3 separate regions of the Homo sapiens genome follow, and all the other regions are linked to region 3. Evidence: read pairs that join two places in POLR2A ChIA-PET (ENCODE). Cell type or tissue: GM12878. All regions are shown on one strand. Region 1 overlaps DENND1A (DENN domain containing 1A). Region 2 overlaps DENND1A (DENN domain containing 1A). Region 3 overlaps DENND1A (DENN domain containing 1A).

The links. ChIA-PET counts read pairs that join two places held together with the same protein. Peaks named below come from ENCODE experiments on the same cell type or tissue, not always from the same donor. Only the 100,000 strongest peaks of a DNase experiment are listed, where the experiment ranks them.
Region 1: POLR2A ChIA-PET joins it to region 3 with 11 read pairs; 1 of 35 experiments calls an interaction of 5 or more read pairs at or near these places.
Region 2: POLR2A ChIA-PET joins it to region 3 with 5 read pairs; 1 of 35 experiments calls an interaction of 5 or more read pairs at or near these places.

Annotation. Positions count from the first base shown.
Region 1 is chr9:123,658,635-123,666,634 of GRCh38, forward strand. All of the region lies in intron 8 of DENND1A (DENN domain containing 1A), which reads right to left. Among named protein-coding and RNA genes, the nearest start is that of MIR7150, 180 kb to the left of the region's middle. In GM12878, no CTCF peak of the experiment used is centred here; a DNase peak (open chromatin) is centred at 3,997.
Region 2 is chr9:123,681,693-123,689,692 of GRCh38, forward strand. All of the region lies in intron 5 of DENND1A (DENN domain containing 1A), which reads right to left. Among named protein-coding and RNA genes, the nearest start is that of MIR7150, 200 kb to the left of the region's middle. RefSeq lists an enhancer at 3,150-3,199. In GM12878, no CTCF peak of the experiment used is centred here; a DNase peak (open chromatin) is centred at 3,180; H3K4me3 peaks cover 905 bases; H3K27ac peaks cover 263 bases.
Region 3 is chr9:123,754,815-123,762,814 of GRCh38, forward strand. DENND1A (DENN domain containing 1A) reads right to left here. Exons shown (of 24, transcript NM_001352964.2): 5 at 2,889-3,008. Among named protein-coding and RNA genes, the nearest start is that of DENND1A, 170 kb to the right of the region's middle. In GM12878, no CTCF peak of the experiment used is centred here; a DNase peak (open chromatin) is centred at 1,857; H3K27ac peaks cover 821 bases.

The DNA.
Region 1 (8,000 bases), 96 kb before region 3:
CAAATTGGCCCAAAAGCCAACTGAAAGGAATTGTTCTTTTTTCTTCTCCTGGGGGTGGCTACATGTTCATTCATTCATTCAGTCATTCGTTCAGTCAATAAATACATATTGGGCATCTATTCTGTTCTGGGTACAGTGCTACTGTGAAAAAAAATACTGATCCCTGTCCTTAGAGAAGGAGAGAGGACATTTTACCAAACGTTCATTCAATTAATTATATAACTTACACATATGATGAGCAATTTCTTAGATGGGCAGAGAGAGCCACGGAGCCAGGGCCCAGACCAGGCAGCATCTCAATGCTCAGATCATACCCACTGAAGGGTGAATCCTGGTTTTAGCACTTCCTGGTTTGGCAAGTTACCTCACTTCTCTGGGCTTCATTTCCTCTCCAGAACAGAGATAACAACCATACTATAAGGCTGTTGTGAAGATTTCATAACATAACAAACAGTGCCCGATCTGATCCACAGTGGATGCTCAATAAATACCAGCTCCTTCCTCTCTTTTTGCACACTAACACTTCTCTGAAGCTGTCCAGGAGAACAGGATTATCTGGTGATAGAACATTATTAAGTTCCACATCCCAAAGCCTATTTATCCTTTTTGTTGCTTATGTTCCTTAGAGGAGATAATCAATAAATATTTACAAACCATCTATATTACAGGCAGCGGAGCCCTGGGCTCCATCTGCCACACCAGTTCCAAGCTTCAGACATTCTGGTGTGAAAAGGGCCTGCTAAGACACTTTCAAGGCCCCATGAAATATATGCCCCATAAAAGGAAGAGAATTAATCTCCATAACCATGAATATGAAAAAAATCTAGAAAAGATGTGCTCCAAGAATAATGTTCTTCAGCCCTCAGCCACAACTCAGATCTCAAGGGAGGTTAAGACTAGAATTCTGGGAGAGCCAAGAAAAGGAGAAAAAGAAACAGACCATTGAAAGCAGCATCTCCATCAAACCAGACATTGTCCTTGGAACGCTACATTTAATACTTCATGAGTTTCTCACATTTTCCTTTTGTAGATAAGGACCTAGAGGCTCCAAGAGTATAAGTACATTGCCCCAAAGTCCCAGGGTAGCAAAGCCCAGAGTCTGGTTGTCTCTAAAATTCATGTTCTTTCCACTACACCAGATCATAAAGGATTAACAACCCCACAGTTACTGCTTGTTTCAATTTGCAATGCAGCAATTTAGTAATTTTAAATTAATCCTTGAAAAATCATCAAGAGATTAATATGCAAATTTCAACACTGCTAGAGCTCAACAGTGATTCTGTGTCAAAAACCACATAAATTGGTCCTACAAAAGTTCAGATTCTCCTTAGAGGAAAGGCTTTCCTGCTTCATTTTGTAATTTGCTATATATTTAAAAAAACATTTCTTTTCTTTTTTTCCTCATGAATAGAACACATCAATTCCAGGGAGGCAGTGGGGTACAACAGGAACAAAAGCTTACAAACCTGGGTCGCTACACTGTGCTTACGAGCAGACCTTGCCACCTCAGCTCTGTGAGCTCTGGGCTCCCTGTCTAAAACGGGGCTCAGGTCTACCCCTTTCGGAGTAGCTCTAAGGATTAAAGTGGAAGCATGTACGGTAGGAGTCTGGCAGATTGGTATCACCATTCTGCTTAGAAACAAACAACGCTAGCCTTTTACTGGTTTGCAAAGGAGGATTTAGGGACAATGGGTCATGCACAGGGAATTGGTTCATTAGTAGCAAAACCAGCAGAAGGAATGTAAATTTTTAAAATAGTGGGGGCAGGAGAGGTAGCATACAGTGCAGACAGGCTTTGGAGGTAAGGCTATGAGAAGACTTAAAAAAAAAAACTTCCTAATCTCAATTGTGGTTTTGAAAAATTAGAAATGATCAGAATTTCCAAGTACCTTAAAATGAAGTTCTTAAGAAATTATTTATTCTTAAAAGAAAAAAAAAATTTTTTAATGAACCTAACCTAGGCAATCATTTTTATCATAACATTATTTATAGAAAATGTAAATGTCTATTAGTAGGAAAAGCACAGTTAAAACAGTTAAATACAGTGAATTAAACATACATTTATCTTTTCTCTCTCCTGATACCAGCCTCCCAGAAAAAGTCAAAGTAAAAGAATTTTAAAAGGCACAAACGCCAAAAAACAGGAGAAGAATTAGTAATGGAACAAAGAGATCAAATTTTTGAAAGCCAAAAAGCAGATGTGACTAACGAAGTGGTTTTCAAGCTGGGGCCATTAGTCCCCCAGGGGATATTTGGCAATGCCTGGGGACATTTTTGGTTGTCACAGCTGGAGGGGAATGTGCTACCATCATATAGTGAGTAGAGCCCAGAGATGCTTGCTAAATATCCTACGATGTATAAAACAGCCCCATTCAACAAAGAATGATCTGGCCCAAGCTGACAAGCATGCGACTGAGGTTGAGAAGGAAAGCTTAAAGCTACGGATAAGGTGGGCAGGCACAGCACCGAGCATTCAGCCCAACTCATAGCACAAAAAGAATTCCAAAAAGGAACTGGAGACACCCAGAATCTCTGAAGGCTAGGAGACGGGGTGCAAATAAAAATAGGAGTAATTCAATCCCAAGGATCTCCTCTCCCAGCTCAATGAGCTAGTTAACAGACTTTCCCACACCTCTCCAGAGGAATATGTGTTTACTTTCTAGAAGAACTGAACCAGAAAGGCCTGGTGACACCAGGTACAGTTGAGGACGGGCAATAAAGCCTTTGACAGGCAATAAAGGCTTACACTGAAAATGAGTACTAAACGAAGGTATACATATTAGATGCTGACATGTCATAACCTACCATTCCTACTCAGCTTCCAGAACACTGATAATAAAGCATACACTACCTAGGCAAAGAAAACAGACCAACTCCAAAGAAAAAGATTCTGATACTGATATTTGAGAGGCCACTGCCCCCAAAATAGCCACACTAGTTCCAAGCTCCAGAAATGACTGACAGAGCATTCAGCCAGCTTTTTAGTGCCTCACTCTTAAATGTGACGGGGCAGCCATTTGAGGAAAGGCTCTACAGTGAAAGTTAAGGAATAAAACAAACAGAAGATAGGAATGTTGAGCAGGAAAATAATACGAGGAGAAGAACACTTTTTAAAATCTATAAATAACAGTCTCACAGATGAGTGAAAATATTAATATAATGGCAGAAGTAAATTTCCAAAGATGGAAAGATTTGCTGAAGAAAGTAGAGAGAAAACGAAAAGAGAGAGATGGAAAATAGGAGAGAAAAAACAAGAAAATTAGAGGATCAGCACAGGATATTTTAACATTCTATCATAGAGGCCCCAGAGAAAGAAAGAAAAATGAAGAATATTTTTTCAAAGAAATAATGTAAGAAAAGTTCTCAGCTCTAAAGGACATGAGTTTCCATATTAAATGGAACCACCAAGTGCCCAGCACAATAGATGAAAACAGGCCCGTAGCAAGGCGCATCACTGCAATTTCAGGATACCAGGAGGGACCACCAAAGGATGGTTACAATAAGTAAATCACAGGAATCGGAATGGCTGAGACTTCTTAGTTGCAACAGCAAAGCTAGAAGTCAGTGGAGAAACATCTTCAAAGTTGGGAAGATAGAGTAATTTCCAACCTAGAGTTCTATACCCAGTCAAACTATCAAAAGAAGAATAAAGAGGCTGGACTCACACTTGTAATTCCAGCACTTTGGGAGGCCAAGGCAGGTGGATCAATTGAGGTCAGGAGTTCAAGACCAGCCTGGCCAACATGGTGAAACCCCATCTGTACTAAAATGTACAAAAATTAGCCAGGTGTGGTGGTGTGTACCTGTAGCCACAACTATTTGGGAGGCTGAGACAGGACAATCGCTTGAGCCCAGGAGGTGGAGTTTGCAGTGAGCCGAGATTGTGCCACTGCACTCCAGCCTGAATGACAGAGCGAGACTGTCTCAAAAAAAGAAGAAGAGAGTTATTTTTAGTCATGCTAGGTCTAAAAATGTTGCCTCTAACAAGCACTTTCTCAAGAAAACTACTGGCGCATGTCTCACCAAAATGAGGGAGTGAAATCAAGAATGAGGAAGATGTGAAACCCAAGAATGCTTACGTGACAAAAAGTTGTATAAGAAAGGAAAGGTAATCTACTAACTACTTCAGTATGCTCATTAAAATGTAAACATTAACTTCTGATTTAATGTAAAAATTTTCTAAAGGTATAGAAAGAATGGGAGAGGGGAAATATGTGACTGAGAGAACGTTATTCTGTGTGTTTCGGGGTGGGGAGTGTTATAGGTGGTAAAAGACCAAAACTCTCATCTTCTATAGGAAAATCAATAAGTGATATCTGTAACAGAAAAAAAATAAGATTTAGCAATATGAATAAGTTACTCAAAAATACAGAGGGAAACACAGCTGCTAAAAACTTGAAAGTAGCTGGGCAACTTGAAAATTGCTGGTTTTCATCAACAACTATGTAGTACTACATGTTTTTAAGCCATTAATATGCATTACTTTCATAAGAGTAAAAATACCACTAAATAAGTATGTCATTAAAAAGGAAGAAGTAGGTAGATATGAACACTTTTTAGAATACATTAAACTAAAAAATGAGTTGCTAAACAAGTATGAATAGAATCATATTTATGTTTAAAAACCATCTACAACACACACAGGCCACATCCCTAAGGTACTTGTTTAGTGTCCTCATTGTCATTAATTTCTAAATAATAACTAATTTCAATTTGTATCATCTTTGATCCAACTGCTATTTCAAATAGATGAATATTTTTAAACCTTTAATTAATTTATTATTATAGTTTTCGTTCACCGCCATAAAAGAGTGACCTGTGAGAGTTTAGTATGCTCTATTTTGAAATTTTTGGTGTGATTTAGTACATGATCAATTCTTATAAATGTCCCATGGCATTTTAAAATAATCCTTCAGTAGCCTCCTTCATAGCTACACATAACACTAAATTCCTAGAGAAAGGTTTCATCAAACACTGGAGGGAGAGTGGGATTGGGGTTGGAGGGAGAGTGGGATTGGGGTTGGAGGGGGTGGTGGTAATGGGGGCCTTTCATTTTTTTCTCTATGTATCAGTATTAATCTTTTACAACAAAATATTTGTAAAGAATTTTTAATGACACAGGTAAATGTTCAGCGTACATTGTTACAAGAAAAACAGATATAAAGTGTGTACATTTTGTGTGCTTTTAAAAATGTAAGTTTTGAAACTTAACAACAAAAAAAAAAAACCAAAAGAATACTTCTGTCTCAAACAAAGTATTACTCAACCCCCAGTGTAAGCAGTGGAAACTAACCTGCTCTGAATAAAATAGGAGCAGGGATCTAGTGCTCTGATCAGTTAGCCATCTACCTCTGTGAGGCCTTCCAGGGCTGCCAAAGCAACACTGGGGTTCCCGGTTGCACACTTTGAAAACTACATGTCATAAAAAGGAAGGATGAAAAAACTCAGAAACAGATCTCTGAGATGGGAGATTATGCCTGATTTTTCTTTTGCTGTTGTGTGATACACATACATACATACCTTTCCTATGATTTGGTACTGTTTAAGTAATAATTATCTGTTCCTGAAACACCTTAACCACCTAAACCTGATAGATTTTTTTGAAGGATGGAGATTGAAATAGAGCTTTATTAATCTTTTCAAGTTATAATTCTATATTCATATTGCCTATTTCTCAGGCCAACTATCATTTGTCTTTTTCTAGAAAATTTTCTCTTTTCACAATCTTTAAATTTATTGAATAAGTTTAAAATTTTATTCTTTTCACAAATTCAGTTTTTAAAAACTACTATTTTTCAATTTTACTTTAACAATATTCCCTAATAAATTAAATTATAATTTCTTTTTCTAGTTTTGGTTATTTATTACTATTCTTTTTTTTTAGCTTCTTGAAAGTCAAGTTCATTGTTTTCTAAATTTTTTATTTATATAAAAGCATTCAAAGCTATGAATTTTCCCCAGAGTGTGGTTTTGGCCACATCCCTAAGGCACTTGTTTAGTGTCCTCATTGTCATTAATTTCTAAATAATAACTAATTTCAATTTGTATCATCTTTGATCCAACTGCTATTTCAAATAGATGAATATTTTTAAACCTTTAATTAATTTATTATTATAGTTTTCGTTCACCACCATAAAAGACAGTGACCTGTAAGAGTTTAGTATGCTCTATTTTGAAATTTTTGGTGTGATTTAGTACATGATCAGTTCTTATAAATGTCCCATGGCATTTTAAAATAATCCTTCAGTAGCCTCCTTCATAGCCAGAGTATGCCTCTGCTTCTGCTCTTCCTGCATTACTTTCCCACTTCTTTTTGGATTTCTCCACTGTCTATACTGAATTGACTGCAACTATCAGTAATCATCTCCTTTATATTATGTAAATTCCCAAACTTTCTGGCTCATGGTAGCTTCCTCTGTCATTAGGGAAATATTTTTCTCCTTTCGTTCATCATTTCAATGGAATTTTCTGAGAGATGAAAGGTAAAAAATCACAGGCTCAAAGTATAGCATGTTATGTAAGAGCTCAGTCTCAAGAATCCAGAAAGACCAATATTTGAATTCTGATTTTACCATTTATTTCCTGTAGGATATTGAATATGTGACTTAAATTTTCAGGGCTTCTGTTTCCTTATATTAAATAATTATGGTAGTTACCATGTAAGCTTGTTGAGAGAGCTAAATGAGAAAATGGAGAAAAGCACCAAATATATAATATTTCGAGTAGTAGTACTCAATCAACATTAGCTATTGTTGTTGAAATGGGAACTCTGGTCTGAATTTTTTATTAGTTAATGTCAAAAAAAAGGATGCAACATTTTCTACCACAGTCTGATCATACAGATAATATACTACATGGATATGCTTGATAATCCCAACTTATCAAGACTGTTATCTAATCACAATACTACAGCCTAACTTCATTCATTACATTTGATCACCTGACATTTGTAACCTGTTCTATAGACGACACTTGGAAAAATTTCCTTTCTGTGAATCTACAATAGTTATGAAAAGGTATACCACATATTCCAGTACTTTTCTTATCAAGTATTCAAGTATATCCCCAAAAGAATTGAAAGCAGAGACTCAAACAGGCATTTGTACGCCAATGTTCAAAGCAGTAATATTGATAATAGCCAAAGGGTAAAAACAATATCTATTGATCTCAGCATCTATCACTGGATGAACAGATACGCAAAATGTGGTCTACACCTACAATGGAATATCATTCAGCCTCAAAAAGGCAGGCAATTGTGACACATGCTTCAATGCAGATGAACTTTGAAGGTATTATGCTAAGTGAAATAACTCAGAACAAAAGGACAAATATTGTATGATTTCACTTATGTGAAGTACTATATGGAGAGCAGTCAAATTCACAGAGACAGAAAGCAGATTGATGGTTGCCAGGGGTTGGGGAGACAGGGTAATGGGGAATTGCTTAATGAGTACAGAGTTTCAGTTTTGTAAGATACAAAAAGTTCTGGACATTGACTGTACAAAATATGAATGCATTCAAAACCACTGAGCTGTACACTTAAAAATGATTAACATGGTAAATTTTATGTTATGTATTTGTTACCACAATTTTAAAAAAGTAATCAAGTGTCTAAGTGGTAGACATTCTTTATCTGATTCTACATAGTACTATTTATAATCATAGTAAAACATTTTGAAAACATGTCATGCAGCTAGACTAGATATGTCATTCAGCTTGTTCAGAAGGCAAACATCAACCTTCTGCTCTCTCACACTCTAGTTCACTGCTCCTACATCCTTTGGAGGTAGGGATGGAGGCCCTCATGCTTCACCCACAAATACTTTATTTTATTCTCTGAAAGGTAAATATACAAAGGTAAAAAGTAGAAGTGTAATTCTGCTTGAGTAGATCTACCCTAATAAACCTCTATTTGGAAAATTCTTTATATGGAAACATTTCACTTATAAAAGCAGAAATGAGAAACAATCTAAATGTTCTACAGTGAGAGAATGGCTAAA
Region 2 (8,000 bases), 73 kb before region 3:
AGAGACAGATAAAATAAATAGAAATACAAATCTATGTACATACATACCTTCCCTAGTTTTAGTCACTGAGAAGGCCTGGAAGCAGAGATATCCCAATTATAATGAGCACACTTAGTGCCCAGATATTGGTTTCTAAATACTATTCTCCAGTAATAGGAACCTGGGCTCCTTGAAAAAAAATGTCTGATTCCAGGGCTGGGGCTGGGAAATGCTGTGTTGGGTTAGGAAAAAAAAAAAAAAATAGCAGTGCTCAACACATGATCAGGACATATCAACAGGACACGAAAGCCAGTGAGGAGGGGCTTCCACTGACAAAATCTGCATGACAGGCAGAAGAAAGCGCATGAGCGATGGCTTTAGAACCAGGTGGGAAGTAATTCTTTCCCCTCATCTTGACCTCAGCAGAGCCCAGTGGATTTCAGCCTTATCAGAACCAGCATCTACTTTGCTATCCTAAAAACAAAATCTTAATGTAATCTAGTCATTCACAAAACCAAAATAATGCTCTGGCTCTCCTATAAAAGAGAAATAAAAATAAAAGTAATTTGCAATAAAATTTTAGGATGTAACACTCAGGCACCATTAGAATAGATGATACAATGAAGCAGTGCCTCCCGGGGGAAGACTTGCGGCAGAGCTGCTTGTGTTCATGTCGGGACTGATGAGTTTAAAAGTAACATGACACAGGGTCTTTCAGTTGCTTTTGGTGACTTGCTACTGTCTGAGGAGCTCCTGACATTCCATGTTGAATACCTGAGGAGAGGTATCCCTTTCTTTCTGTCAGCAGATTTTGCCAACGTGTTTCCAATGGCAAAGCATCCCTTGGTTAAGACCATTCAGCACTCAATATTTAAAGCCTTCCTATTAAAACAAAACAGAACAAAACAAAAAAACCTCCTCCCCAATGTTAAAAAGCAGAGCAGCATGGCACATGCTGGGGAGAACACTGGCTTGAGTCTGGTAACCCCGAGTTTGAATCTTAGTTCTGCTCCTTTCTAGATGTGACACCTCGAGAAAGCGGTCTTCCCAAAACTCAGTTTCCTCCTCTATGAAAAGATATACACCACCTGCTAATGTACCTGATGGACATGACAGCCACCAATCCAGAACACGCTTCCTGTCCCCCTTGGCAATCTCAGCTTTGGGAATCTCTCTTTGATTCCTGGTGTCTGGGTCAGAGGCTCCTCCAGAATTCTACAGAAATTCCTCATACCATGTGGTCAACCAGAATGGGCAGGAAAACAGAAGCTCTTATAAGAGGAAAATACTCACCAACAATGTGACTGCTTCAAACAACATGACCCTTCTCCACCCTTCCAGTTTCCAGACAATACGTCCCCTATCCACCCTTTCAAGTTTCACCTAGCATCTATCCCTGCTCCTCTGTCTGTATCTCAGCCAAACATCTATAATAAAATGCAAATTTGCCATGAACTAAAACTACAACTCTTGCAAAGGAGACTGGATTTTATGAAGCCCATGTTGGACATGCTGGATACCTGCACAGAGTTGAGGCAAAGTCACTGACAAATGAAGACCTGGCTGTATTAGACCACTTAACAAGACATGAAGAGAAAAATCAAGAAAAACAAGGATAGTAACACAACAGTCACATCAAAAGAAAATGATTTCAATATGAAAGGATAAAAGAGACCTTCGGGAAACTGAAGTCCTCAAATACTTTTGGAAAAAAATGACTCCTTTTATGATTATGCTGTGAAAGTCAACTATGAACTGTTATTAAGTCAGAAAAATTATAACCTCCTCTCCCCACAATACTTGATGCATTATTCTTTCTAAGAATTACTGCATTGTTGGAATTAAGAGACAGAGTTTGTTGAGGTAAATTTATACTTTTTTATACTTTTTCTAGATAAAATCCTAACCTTTTCCTCATTTTTACTATGAGCTTTTGGTCCCCATTTAAATTGATGCATTTTATTCCCAGAATATGAAGACCTCCTGGGCTTACTAGACATTAAAACTCCCCATCGTTTATAATACGTGCTTGTTTGCCTGTCTTCTCCATTGGTGTCAACTCCATGAGATCAAGGACGGTGACTGTGTATTGACTATTTAACCCCTAATTATTCCTGGCACATGTGAGACATTCAATAAATCATAGCTTACCTTGACAGACGTAACTCATCTCTATAGGTTCTATTAAGGCCATTAATTACCACTAGAGCTACAGAGTAACAGTCAACCAACTCTAGTCGGGACGTGGGGATCCAAATTTAGCAGGCAGCATTTGGGTTTGGAAAATGACCTGGTTTTTAAAAAACAATTCCTGCAAATGTCCTGCTGGAGTCTGGGATAAATAATGAGTATAGAGCAAGTGATTATTCAAAGTAGATCAAGGAATACTTACAAACAAGATTTCTTGCCCTTTGCCCATCTCCTCAACACAAGTAAACCCCACCATCTACTCTTTTTGTTCCCATTTCAATTGCTATGTAAAAAGTTCACAAAACCAGGCTGATGACAATCATCTGAAAACCTAATTTTTCAAGCACACGTGAACCCTTAAAATTGTTCAAGAATCCTCTAATCTGCAGTGCCACAGGCCTCCTGTTGCCCACCCCCTCCAGTCTGCTCCAAACATTTTTCCTCTTCTGTCCCTCTCTTCAGAAGATACTCTTCTCTCCAAACGCACCAAAGAGAAAAGCTTTCACATGAGCTCTTCCACTCCTATACTTCTCATTCCTTTCCCTCTCCCTCCTAACTCGAGGTGAGAAGGAGGAAAGACCCCAGAGCCCAACTGCACTGCCTTCTGTAAGACACATCTTCTCCCCTATTATACTCAGCCAGCAAGCATTCCCACCTTTAAGCACAACAGAAATCACTCATGTGTGCTGGTCTATGATTCTCAAACCACAACCTTAGCACCAAGGTTATATGTGGTTCCTCCCTAAGGGAAAAGCACACCTCATCTTCCTGAGATAACCACATTTAGCTTCAATGAACATTTTTACAGAATTTAAAACTGAGACGTTTCCAGTCCAAACATCACACATTTCTAGATGATTCATTTTTCAAATGTTCCATCAATGGCATCTACCCACATATTTTCCCATGCTTATTAAGACCCACCAGTATATGCCTGGCCCTCTGCTAGGTACATGGGGGAATAAGGCCCATGTCTCAGTATCTGGGGAGCTCACAGTCTAAAGAGGAAAGCAGACACACTGGCAGATAATGTCAGCAGCACTGGGTCAGTGCTTTGATAGAGGTTCACAAAGGGAACACAGAAGAGATTCTAGAAAGTCTTCCAAGAGGAAGTGACACCTCACTGATCAGCTTGACACTGATTGCAAAGTCAGGAGACCCACCTGGGTTTGAGTACCAGCTCTGTTACTTACTGGCTGTGGCCTGAGCCATGCTCTTCCTTCCCTACATGTGAAATGGGAATATCTACCCTCACATGGTTCTTTTGAGGCTGAAACATATGTAAATGCACCTATCACAGTGCCTGAAACTGAGTACAATTTGTTTCACCCTGATAATACCGTACTCTTTGATAACATCAAAAGTCAAAGCAACCTCAATAAGAGAAAAACACAATCCTCTTTGGGAGCTCTAAGCCAGTCTCACCCAGTCTGGGCATTCTGCTTTGCTCACAGCTGCTAATCTCAAACTGTAAATTGATTACGATATTTAGTTAAGCTCAAGAATCTCTGATTTATGTCCATAATTAATGTCCCATTGTGATACCTATTATATCTATGCAGGAAAATATATGTACTGAATGAGTAGAAATATTAATTTGCATTATGAAGAAACACCAAAAACTCCCATAAAACATCTGTGCTTATATAAATCTACCCAAACATACACTTGGATTTGATTTTGGAAACAAGGCTCTTTTCTTTCTTGATGGGCATTCAATAATTGTTGCTTTTAGAGAGTGGCTTTGTCATCTTATTTCTATGAGAGTATTACTTTGATTGAAGGAGATTGCTCAGGAGGAAAGCACAGAGGCACTTTTCTGTTATCACCGGTGAAGTGTTGGTAACATGAGATCTTTGGAATAATGGCACCTGCACTGACAATTCAGTGTAATTCTCAATATTTTCCATTGAGCCCAGGCAGGGTGAGCACATAGGCCTTTCATCATTTTCCTAGGAGAGTTTATGATGCTGCCTACTCCTGTATTCACACACCTGCAAGACTTTCCCCATTCAGAGTATCTTATTTTATGGTTTAAATTACTACTGTAATATAATGTAATGGGTTAGTGAGGTTCTAACTAAGGCCCACCCTACTGGAGCTTTCATAGCCTAGGAAATACACTGTCTCTACTAGAAAAAAAAAAAACACAACAAAAGGAAGAAATGGCTACATGAGGATCCGTGTCCTACTTGCAGTAATAAACAAAAAAATCAATGATCCCAGTCAGATGCCATTTGATATTAACCTCATTTTAGGGCTAGAGAGTAGAAGCTAATGCAGTAAGGGGGGAAACTAGGTATCAAGTGTTAGGTGCTTTGAAATATTACTCTTCATAACTCTGTGAGATGAATTATCCCATTTTACAGATGAGAAAATTGAGTCGTAGAGAAATGAAGTAATTTCCCTAAGATGACACAGCTACTAAAACCACAGATCAGACACAAAACCAGTCCAGCATGATTTCTCAGTCTGACCTGCTCTAAACAGTACAATAGTAGTATGATCACGTACAATGATAAATCCTGAGATTAGGATATAAAATCCTTACCTTGTGGTTCTCACTGTAGTGCTTGATAAGATAAAGGAAAGCTTGCCTCCAAAAGCCCCTCGGCTCCAAGTGTTCTGAGCAATCTAACTCTGGCTGCCTCCCAACAATTCAGCGTGTTTTCTTACTTTGCCAGCTCCAGGGACACTAGTCATGTGTCAGCTCTTTATTGCTTCAGGAATTAGTGTACATGTTATATTCAGAAACACAAATATAAATAGCTCAATTTAAAATGTTTTAATCAAACACAGCAGAAGAGTATTTTAAGTTTCCAGTGTTTCGTGTCAAGACCCAGTGCCTCTGCTATACCCTAAATGCATATTTTTAAGAACTTTTTCTAGAAAAACTATGGCCTATGTCTTAGATTCTTAAACAGACTGTGTTGCCTTTTTTAATTTAAAGTATAAAGCTTTAAATGTATGCTTATGGTGACAATTAAGGAAATGCTAGATTAGACAGGGCATCAGCTTTCCACAAATAGTACTCATTTAAGTTCATTTCCACCCCAGATCTCTGCTTGAATGTTATATCATTCAATCGCAAATCTCTCTATAAAAGTGTCTGGCTGTCTCTTAAACCCATTTACGCTCTATGCTTCAATGCCTTTCCTTGGCAACTTTTTCCATATGCTTAACTTCTTTCAGGGAAGCAGTTCTGTCTCAATTCACAGAACAGCACACCAATCAACACAAGCAGGCAGGCAGGTAAAGAAAGGAAGAAGGAGAGACGGGCACACAGAGAAAGTAGGATATGAATGAAGCTAGTCCAATAAAAGTAATGTTTTAGGAGGCAGAGTTTTAGCCCAAAATAAAATGAACCTCGCACCTACCCCCCCAGCGATCAGAGAGCTCTGAACTTGAATTTATAACCCAAACACTCTGTACCATATGCAACTTGAGACACACAACTGGTGGCACTACTGGGGATTTATGACTTATGACTTGTTCATATTTAATTTGTAACCAAACACTTCCCCTTCCTCTTAGCTACCTTAGAACTCTTGATTAACTCTTGTTTCCACAGGTCAGAGGTTAAATAAAGGAAGGGAAGCATTCTGGGGTGAGATTGCCCAGAGCACCACATCCAAGAATGACCCTGTGCAAGGAACATTAAAATAAGCGATAAGGCCAGAGATTGTTCCAGACAGCTGATGTTCAAAGCCTCCTTCGGGTACAAAGCAGAACCTTTCAACTAGAGAGCTGGCAACAAAGACAGACGGGAAACTGGTCTGCTCTCAAGTTACCTTTAGTGACGAAGCAACTCTTTCACTGAGAAGTTTTTCCCAAAATGTTTCTGAAAATGAAACCGAGGGGTTTTTAGAGAGAGTAAAGCAAGAATTTGTGCAAGGCAAGCAGCCCTTCTTCTTGCTTCACTCTGCCATGGGATTCTGTCTGGCCCACCAGATTCTCCTATTCTGTGGAAAAGCTTCACGGCTATCTAATTTTGCAGCAGACCTGGGTCAGGCTGAGGGAAGCAAAATTATTTGTACACAATTAATTACATGGAAGCCCAGCAATCCTGAAGAGGACTGAATCTATTCAACTACAACTACAAGATCCACCTAGGTGCAAGCACATTGACTGCTGTGCACCAAACCGATCAAAGTATTAGAAGTAGAGTGGTAAATATTTTAATAGTAGTGGAGACCATTTATTCAGGAATTTACCAAATGCCAGGAGCATTACATGCCTTTGCTTATTTACTCATTGTAATTCTAGATAGGGTACCATCATATCCCCAGATACCGAATGGCAAAACTGACACCCAGAAAAGCTAACTTGCTCACAGTCACACAGCCACAAAGTAGATGAGGGTCGAATCCAGTTCTGTGTGACTTCCTATACTAGTAAGTACTTTTCTGGAAAAAAATCCCTGGGAATGGTTTCAGTAAAGTGTATGTTACACAGTGATTATACTTTACATTTGATTAGCTGTTGTCAAAATGAGATAATAATTAAGCTCATTTGTGTTATAGACAGCATTCATTCACTCATTCATTGCCTAATATATATAAGTCAGGCACTGAGTAGAGAGTGGAATATGGCATAACTTCCACTAAAGTTGGTCCCTGGTTTAGATTTGTGCGAGAAGTCATCATGGCATTAGGAATGATCTGATAGAGGCAACAGGCGCAGAGCTTGGAAAATGTGGTAAGTAATGGTTGGGCCGCCCTGAAAAGAGGTATGATGCGCATTCCTTCTGTACCCAAATCACACAGCAGCCACAGCATGAAATAGGCAGGTTTCTCAAATGAACCTTTCAACAGAACAGAGGGCCCCAAACACGAGGAGGCTGAAGAGCTGGGAATCCACGACAAGGCACCCAAAGCTACAACATAAAATGCCACTGGTCACTCTCTGTTGAGACCCTGATGGAATTCTTACCCTCAGCCACTCCCGATTTTTAAAATAACCTTTGTACAGATGGCACTGCTTTATTATAAGCCATGAAAAGCAGTCCATAATGTTACAAAACCCTAATTTGTTGTTAAAAAAACTCCCTCAAATTAAGGCTGTATTTATAATTTTCAAAACAGAAACCCTAAAAACTAAATTTTAGAGAAAAGATGCTCAGTCAGCAAACCTCCTGGCAGAAATATGTTTCTCTGATGTAAATTCTTTTTTGTTTTTTCCGAGACAGAGTCTTGCTCTGTTGCCTAGGCTGGAGTGCAGTGGCGTGATCTCGGCTCACTGCAACCTCCACCTTCCAGCTTCAAGCGATCCTCCCACCTCAGCCTCCCAAGTAGCTGGGATTACAGGTGCATGCCACCATGCCCGGCTAAATTGTGTATTTTTAGTAAAGACGGGGTTTCATCATATTGGCCAGGCTGGTCTCGAACTTTTGACCTCAAGTGATCCACCTGCCTTGGCCTCCCAAAGTACTGAGATTAAAGGTGTGAGCCACTGCACCTGGCCTCTGATGTAAATTCATAAACTCATATAGGATTGAATGAATGCAGGAAAGTTGCCTTTTAATGAGTTACTACAAAAAGTAGAAAATTAAAACGAAGGGCAGAAAAATGTACGCATGAATCATTTTTACTATGTTTTTACCGGCCTTAAATATTGTGACAATTTTTTTGGTAATATATTTTAAATGATAGTTCTTTTATTACTTATAACAGCACAACACACACATGCACACACACACTTCTCTAAACATGTGCTAAGAGAATGGCTAGAGAGATTACAGCAAATCCAGGCAACAGAAAATTATATTTTAGATTATTTTTAATCATATGGGAAAATGTCCATAAAATAATAGTGGTTGAAAAGAATGGCCA
Region 3 (8,000 bases):
AAATCCAGGACCCTACTTGTATAGGCACACAAAGTCACACATCAGAATCAGAGACAAGCAAATTCAAATGTAAATTTTTAAATGAATACTTTTATCAAAATTTGCTGAGTGATAGTGCCAGTTTAGAATATACATATACATACACACACACAGCTTAGAAAGAAACACTGTAACCCAAACATATTATAGAGAAAAACCTTTTTGCAAAACTCTAAGAACTCAGTTTAAGCCTCACCACCTCCAAATGAATACATAGTTCACCTTGGACAACACAGGCTTGAGCTGCTGAGGTCCAGTTATACACAGATTTTTTTTTTTTTTTTTTTGAGACAGAGTCTTGCTCTGTCGCCCAGACTGGAGTGAAGTGGCATGATCTCAGCTCACTGCAACCTCCACCTCCTGGGTTCAAGCGATTCTCATGCCTCAGCCACCCAAGTAGTTGGGATTACAGGCACCTGCCACCACTCCGGCTAATTTTTGTATTTTCTTTCTTTCTTTTTTTTTTTTTCAGTAGAGATGGGGTTTTGCCATGTGGGCCAGGCTGTTCTTGAACTCCTGACCTCAGGTGATCTGCCCACCTCAGCCTCCCAAACTGCTAGGATTACAGGAGTGAGCCCACATGCCTGGCCAATATGTGGATTTTTTTAAAGTAAAAGTTATACCTTCCTCTCCTGCCTCCCTTCCTCCTCTTCCACCTCAGCCTCCCAAACTGCTAGGATTACAGGAGTGAGCCCACGTGCCTGGCCAATATGTGGATTTTTTAAAGTAAAAGTTATACCTTCCTCTCCTGCCTCCCTTCCACCTCTTCCACCTCTGCTATCCCTGAGACAGCAAGACCAACCCCTCCTCTTCTTCCTCGGTGTGAAGATGCTGAGGATGAAGGCCTTTATGATGATCCACTTCCACTTAATGAACAGTACATATATTTTCTCTTCCTTATGATTTTCTTAATAACTTTTCCCTTCCTTAATTATTGTAAGAATACAGTATATAAGACATGCAACATACAAATATGTGTTAGTCAACTGTTTATGTTACAGGTAAGGCTACCAGTAAACAGTAGGCTATGGAATAGTAGTTAAGTTTTTGTGGGTTTTGTGTTGTTTTGTTTTTGAGATGGAGTTTCGCTCTTGTCACTCAAGCTGGAGTACAGTGGCACGATCTTGGCTCACTGCAACCTCCATGTCTCGGATTCAAGCAATTCTCCTGCCTCAGCCTCCCAAGTAGCTGGGATTACAGGCATGTGCCATCACACCCAGCTAATTTTTGTATTTTTTAGTTAGAGACAGGTTTCTCCATGTTGCTCAGGCTGGTCTCAAACTCCTGACCACAGGTGATCCACCCACCTCAGCGTCCCAAAGTGCTAGGATTACAGTCGTGAGCTACCGTGCCCGGCCATAGTTGAGTTTTTGAGGAGTCAAAGTTATATGTGGATTTTCAACTGTGTGAGGGTACCAGTACCCTTAAACCCATATTGTTCAAGGGTCAACTGTATAAATATGCAGTGGCCTGGCCAGGGCTGAAATATAACAGACAAAACTGAAAGAGAAATTTTTCTTTAAAAAGAAAAAGACTGCACTGTTCAATCCAAATGTAAATAATCATTTACATCAAATTCTAATGCTCTGGGCAGGTAATTCTTGGGCCTGGGCTACTAAGGCGTGCTTGAGAACAACAGAACACACAGAATCTCCCAAAGCAGCCTCCTTCCTAAAGCCTCCCCAGCAGTCATCCTCCTGTGCCCAGGTTACAAATGCTATGCTTGGTGCAGAAGAGAGTCGACTTCACTGATTAAAAGCACTAATGATACTAAGATTTGTGTAGAGAAATGCAAATGTATAGCAGTCCAGATTGACAGTTAGTGAGCTTGGGAACTTCCAAAGTCAGCCCCTCCTCCCCTGTGGTGTGAGGGTGTGTGGGTTTGGGGAACAGAAGTCAGTGGGGGAGTCTTTTCTTGATGAGAAGAAGAAAGTGCAGAGACTAGTGCCGCAGAGAGCTACCCTTTCTGGAATCCATAGAGGGTCTGGCCTTTTATTCCCAGGCCCAGGCCCAACCCAAGCCTGGGGGCCCGGGTTTTGTCATGGGCACCTCCTGCTGCTGTGCCCTGGCTGTTCCACATGAGCAGAGAGAGACAGGAGGCAGGCCCCTCTGACACCTACTTAACCAAGGCAGATGGAGAGGGGAGCATGGGGGATGCCTTTACTTCCCCCTCAGGAGGAGCCCAGCAGGAGTCCACAGAGCCAGCAGCTCCAAAATCGGATTTCCACACATCCTCCCACCTCAGAACATGCCTTACCCCTCTGGCAGGAGGAAACAGAGCCTTAAGCAAGTGTGGCTCTGGTGTATGAGGGGCTTTTAGAAGACCTGAAGAAGCCTTCTTACACGATTCTTAATTTTTTCAAACCTCTACAGAGGTAGCCAAAATGGGACACAGTTCTTCATTCACCGACCCAAAGGGGGCAAGGGTGTTACTTTAAGGCGGACACAGTCTGTGTCTGCAAGATGTCCTGAGCTACAGACACATACTTTATTAATAATCTTACATACACAAAATGTCCAAGAGAAAGTCTAACAGGCTAATTTCTGACAGCTCCAGATAACAGCAGAAGGCACTGAAGCCACACTGACTCTCTGGCTTCCACAAACTACTCAGAAGAGATGGTCCCCTTTCCCACCCAAGGGATGTGATACAAATAAATAAATACAATTATCTGCAGAACTTACAGTGCAAGAACAACACTGTGAAGTCCTTCTCCCCAAATGCAGTGACTTGTGGGAAACAGATAGGAAAATGAAATGAACAGCTGGAAGATTTAATTACGGAAGAGCAATGCAGAAGCTGACATTGCTTCAGAGAACAAGCCAACAGCCCAAGCCTTCTCCCTTACCTTAAGATACAGAAGCAGCTCTTCGCTCCTGAAGATAAGCGGCAGAACCCGAATCTCTGTTTGCTGTCAATGTCAGTGAGCACGAATGTGAAGTTCTGGCCAACTTGGCTAACTGTGAGGCTGCAGCAAAGGCAGAACAAAGGGGAAAATGAATGTGCAGTAAGTTTCTTGATAAAGTATCTAATCACAATGAGTCGTTGAACTTATAACATTTCCTCTCTCAGTGGAACTCTTAAAATTTACACATTTCAAGGGAACAGACTGTAAGCTAGTTAAAAAAAAAAAAAAAAAAAAGACAGCCAGCAGCCTATTCTAGTGACCACCTCAGAAATCAAATAATCAGAGCTATCATACCTTCTCCTTACTGAGTTCAGTCTCTGAGGCAGCTCTGTTAGTCAGCCCATCAATTCCGAAAGGTGCCCTCTATTAACCTCATTTTGCTGATGAAGAAATAGTCTAGAGAGGCATTGCCTAAGGTCAGCTGATCAGTGGCAAAAAGCTGGATTTTAACCCTCGCGCTGATTCCACAGGCCACTCTACCAGCTTGCTGCTAACAATCCTCACCTGAGAACTTCCCTAGTTCAGAAAATAAGAGTGCTTGCCAGAGCAAAAGGTAAATGTTACTATGTGCCAGCCACAAAGTTAGACATCATATATGCGTAGACCATCTCCCTGACTCTCAGGACAACCATGGAATTTAGAGGATGTTCCCATTTTACAGAAAAGGAAACTAAGGACCAGAATACATCCTTAGTAACTGAATCACGTTCACACAGCTACAAAGAGGAGGAGCTGAAATTGAAACTGGAAAGAAAACAGGGCAAGCTTAGGTGTTACTTTCCTAAATTCCTATATCTTTCATAATTTCTGAATTTATGAGAAACATATTTCCTATTTTAGAGGACAGAAATAACCAAAATGTCTAGCATTGCATGGTGTTTTCTAAGAAATGGAAACAACATTTTAAAGAAAGACGTTAAAGGAAAAAAGCTAAAAATATATCAATACAAAAATTTAAAAACCACACATAAACGCAACATTAAAATATCTATTTTTAAAAATTTTAAAAACAATACTAATCAGATTACAGAAACTCTTTGTTTTGTTTTTCTGTTTTGAGATGTAGTCTCGCTCTGTTGCCAGGCTGGAGTGCAGTGGTGTGATCTCAGCTCACTGCAACCTCCACCTCCCTGGTTCACACAATTCTCCTGCCTCAGCCTCCCGAGTACCTGGAACTACAGGTGCCCGCCACCATGCCCAGCTAATTTTTTTATATTTTTAGTAGAGACGGGGTTTCTCCATGTTAGCCAGGATGGTCTTGATCTCCTGACCTCGTGATCCACCTGCCTCGGCCTCCCAAAGTGCTGGGATTACAGGCGTGAGCCACCGCGCCCGGCCAAACTCTTTTTTTAAAGTTGTAAAATGTCTAAAAATCCAGTTTTTAAAATCAGTTTACCAGTTAGCTTGGATTTCATTCCATTTTAAAAATTTAAACATCCCGCTTCCGTCACAGTTATGGCGGCTAAGGCTACCACCTACTTGCCCAGCTGTTGCTGCTAGAGCTTGTAGACAAATGTATAGGCTCAAGAATTCACATTGTGGTGAAGAGTCATTAAGAAATCGTGGGTACTCTTCTAGGAGTTGATGACTTTGTCAAGATGGACTAGAAGAGGTCACTGAGTTTGAAATCACACCAGAAGGAAGAAGTACTATTGTTGTTATTATTATTACTATTACTTTGAGACACAGTCTTGTTCTGTCACCCAGGCTGGGGTACAGTGGCACAATATTGGCTCACTGCAACCTCTGCCTCCCGGGTTCAAGTGATTCTCATGTCTCAGCCTCCTGAGTAGCTGGAATTTCAAGCGTGCACCAACACGCCCAGCTAATTTTTGCATTTTTAGTAGACAGAAGGTTTTGCCATGTTGGCCAGGCTGGTCTCAAACTCCTGGCCTTAAGTGATCCGCTTGCCTCAGCCTCTCAAAGTGCTGGGATTACCGCCTGGCCAGGAAGAAGTATAATTAAATTAGAGCAGATTTTGCTAAGTGGAAATAATATAACAATGCTAGTTCCTGTCAGAGAAGAACCTGAAGAGTGAATGGGTTTCCCTACCTTATGCTAGATTCAGTTTTGTCTTATAATGGCAACAAAATAGAATTTGCTTTTTACCTTTAAATGCTTAGATCCCATAAAGCTAAATTTCGCATTCAAGGGAAATCCTTTGAAGATGTATATCCATTTTTGTAAGTTACAGTAATTATCTCAGAAAAAGAAGAAAAGAGTTTTTTCTCTGAAGATTAAAATAAAGGTATTTTTGGTTAAAAAATCCAAATTCTAATACATGAATTTATATTAACGTAATATGCTAGAATTCAACACTGAGTTATTCAAAGGAACTCATCAACTCATATTGTATTTTACAAAGTGTATTCAAATTGGTAAAATAGTCAAATCTATGCTATCAATTATTACTTTATAAATTATCAGAAGAAATTTAAAAATCATGGTTTACCAAGCTTTTTCCAAAGGTAGAATTCTTATTGAGTCTTTGGATATGATATGAATAAAGTTTTCAAAGATAGGGTAGACTTTCTAAAACTCCCTTATACAGCCACATAAATAATTAAAATTAAAGGAATTTTCAAGGTATTCCAATACAAAGGTCAATGGACTCTGCCTGGTCATATTTAAGGAGACAACTCCATCTCTTAGAGAGTGGTTAGAGAGTACAAGAAAATAATTCAGAAAGAAAAAGTGTTCCACTCTCCTTATTTAACTAGGAAGGTGAACAAAAACAAGGTGGCAATTTAAAAGCAACGTGGTCATAAAGCAGGTGTAAGTAATGCTATCCCTCCACCTTACACAGCCAGGAGAAGAAACACATTTCTATAAAAGTTATAGGGCCGTCAAGGGGACACCAAACGCTACCTTCCTATGCCTGTTATGTTTTATCCATAAAGCTTGGATACTGTGTTACTATGGTGATTTAATACTATGTTTTAAAGGGGGATTATATGATTAATTTTAACAAGGTTGAGAACTGAAGATGTGTGAGAAACAGCATTCTAGCTCACATAATTAAAGTGATTGGGGAGAAAAGTGGGCCTCAATGGGGGAGGGGAAATCCTGTTTTATTAAAATATTTAAAGCAACAGGTCTGGATGATTCCAAGTTACAAATAAGGTTGTGCTTTTAAGAAACACTACTACGTGATCATACAAAATATGATTGTTCAGTGTTTTAACTCAGGTTTTGATTTCACTTCTAGAATGTTTAAAATGAATACTAAGTATCATCCTAGAAAGGAAGGGTATCGATAGGACTCGATGAAAAGAAAACACCCAGGATTCTCCAGGAAAAAGACAGAGAATGAATGCACCTGACTTGTGAATTGTGTGTCATTAATTTCCTACTCTCTTTTTATTCCTATTAAAAATGCTGGAAATGTGTTTAGCTACCCTACAGGCTCAGAGAAAGAATCATTACTCATTTACCTGGTTCAAATCCCAACTCAATCACTGACTAAATTTAGCAAGTTACTTAAAACCTTTAAGCACCTGAGTTTCTTCACCTGGAATAACAATGAGACACTACCATCCAACCCAAAGGATGTTTTGAGAATAAATGGAAAAGAATTTAGTATAAAGGTCAGTCCAGAGTAGGAACAATTAAAAAGAGGGACGCAAGCTGTTGCCAACTGTGAAAACTAAAACTCACATTAAAAACTAGGCCTTTGCTTAGAATCTTCCTGATTCAGCTTTATAATATCTGTGAGTAGAGGAAGAAGTCTGCTTTCTTTTCTCTCTTGCCTGTTGCATATTTTTCAGGAAAGGCTAGTCCTCTGGGTGACCAAGTGACTGATGCTTGCCTTACAGTGAAAAAGATTCTTTTTGGGGTGCCACAGCTTACCAGGAGGTACTTATTCTCAATTGATTCCCTTTTTTAATTCCTGGTAGGGTGAAGTAGAAGTCGACAAAAGCCCAAAACCAGTAGGCTCTAAAAGATTGTTTCCTTGGACAATTTCCAATAAACTAAAGGTCTGGCAAGGGAAGTCAAAGAGGTTAACTTAAAAGGGTTCTGAATCTCCAAGGAATTTATCATTCTCTCTCTCCTACTTGCTGGGGTAGTCTATGGGAGTGTTCACTATTTCTCCATAAAAATGACCTTGGGGAAAGGGTCTGCTTCCTTAAAGTCTGCAGTTTGAGTTTACCTCAGCATCCATAATTTCCAAAGGAACCAGAGATTTCAGGATGATGGAAGCTAGGAGAAACCATCTCACCCAATTCTCATGTTTCACAGATGAGAAAACTGATATTTAGGGTTTACTTTCATTTTGTTTTCCAAGGTTATCAGGACTAGGACAAAAATCCAAGCCAACTTCTGGTTCAAAGTCCTTTCCATTCTGCCACGCTGCACTAAACACAATGAAAATCCTCCCTGGGAAGCTTTCAACTCGGTTTAAGGAACTAAGGTATGCGAGGAATTCAGATAGTTGTCTTAACAAAAAACCATATTTTTCACTAAGCTAGGGAGACCACATTTGAAGTTCTCCAGAAATAAACCCAGGAGACCAGGGCCAAGACCAGCCTTAGCTGTGCTTCTTGTAGCTTCCCGTGCCTAGGTGAATATGAAAAACAAGGGAGAAAAGCAATAGCTATTCAAGCCACAGACCTAAACCTTCATGCTTCCTTTTAAATGCCTATCAGCCATTCAGGGCCTCTCCAGTAGCATTTTGCTTAATCTTGAAGTTGTTTACAGGGCCAGTGCATGAATGGTATGAAGCATGAGGATGGACAGTTTGATTCTAGTCTCCCAGTGAGAAACAAACTTTTACATGTGAGCTTCACTTTAAGTTTCATTATCCATTTTGCAAATTGAGCTACAACTACACTGGGCACTGTAACAAGTGCTGGATATACAACACTGAACAATATAGGCAGGGCCCCTGCCTTTGCAGGCTTTCTGTCTAGATAGAGACAAGTAATAAACAAGTATACCACAAAACATACAGCTTGTAATAGTGGTATTACAAAACCAAAGAAGAAACGAAGATAGAGGAAAATGGAAGGGAAGGAAAGGCCCTACTGAGATAATGTGGTCAGAGGTAGCTTC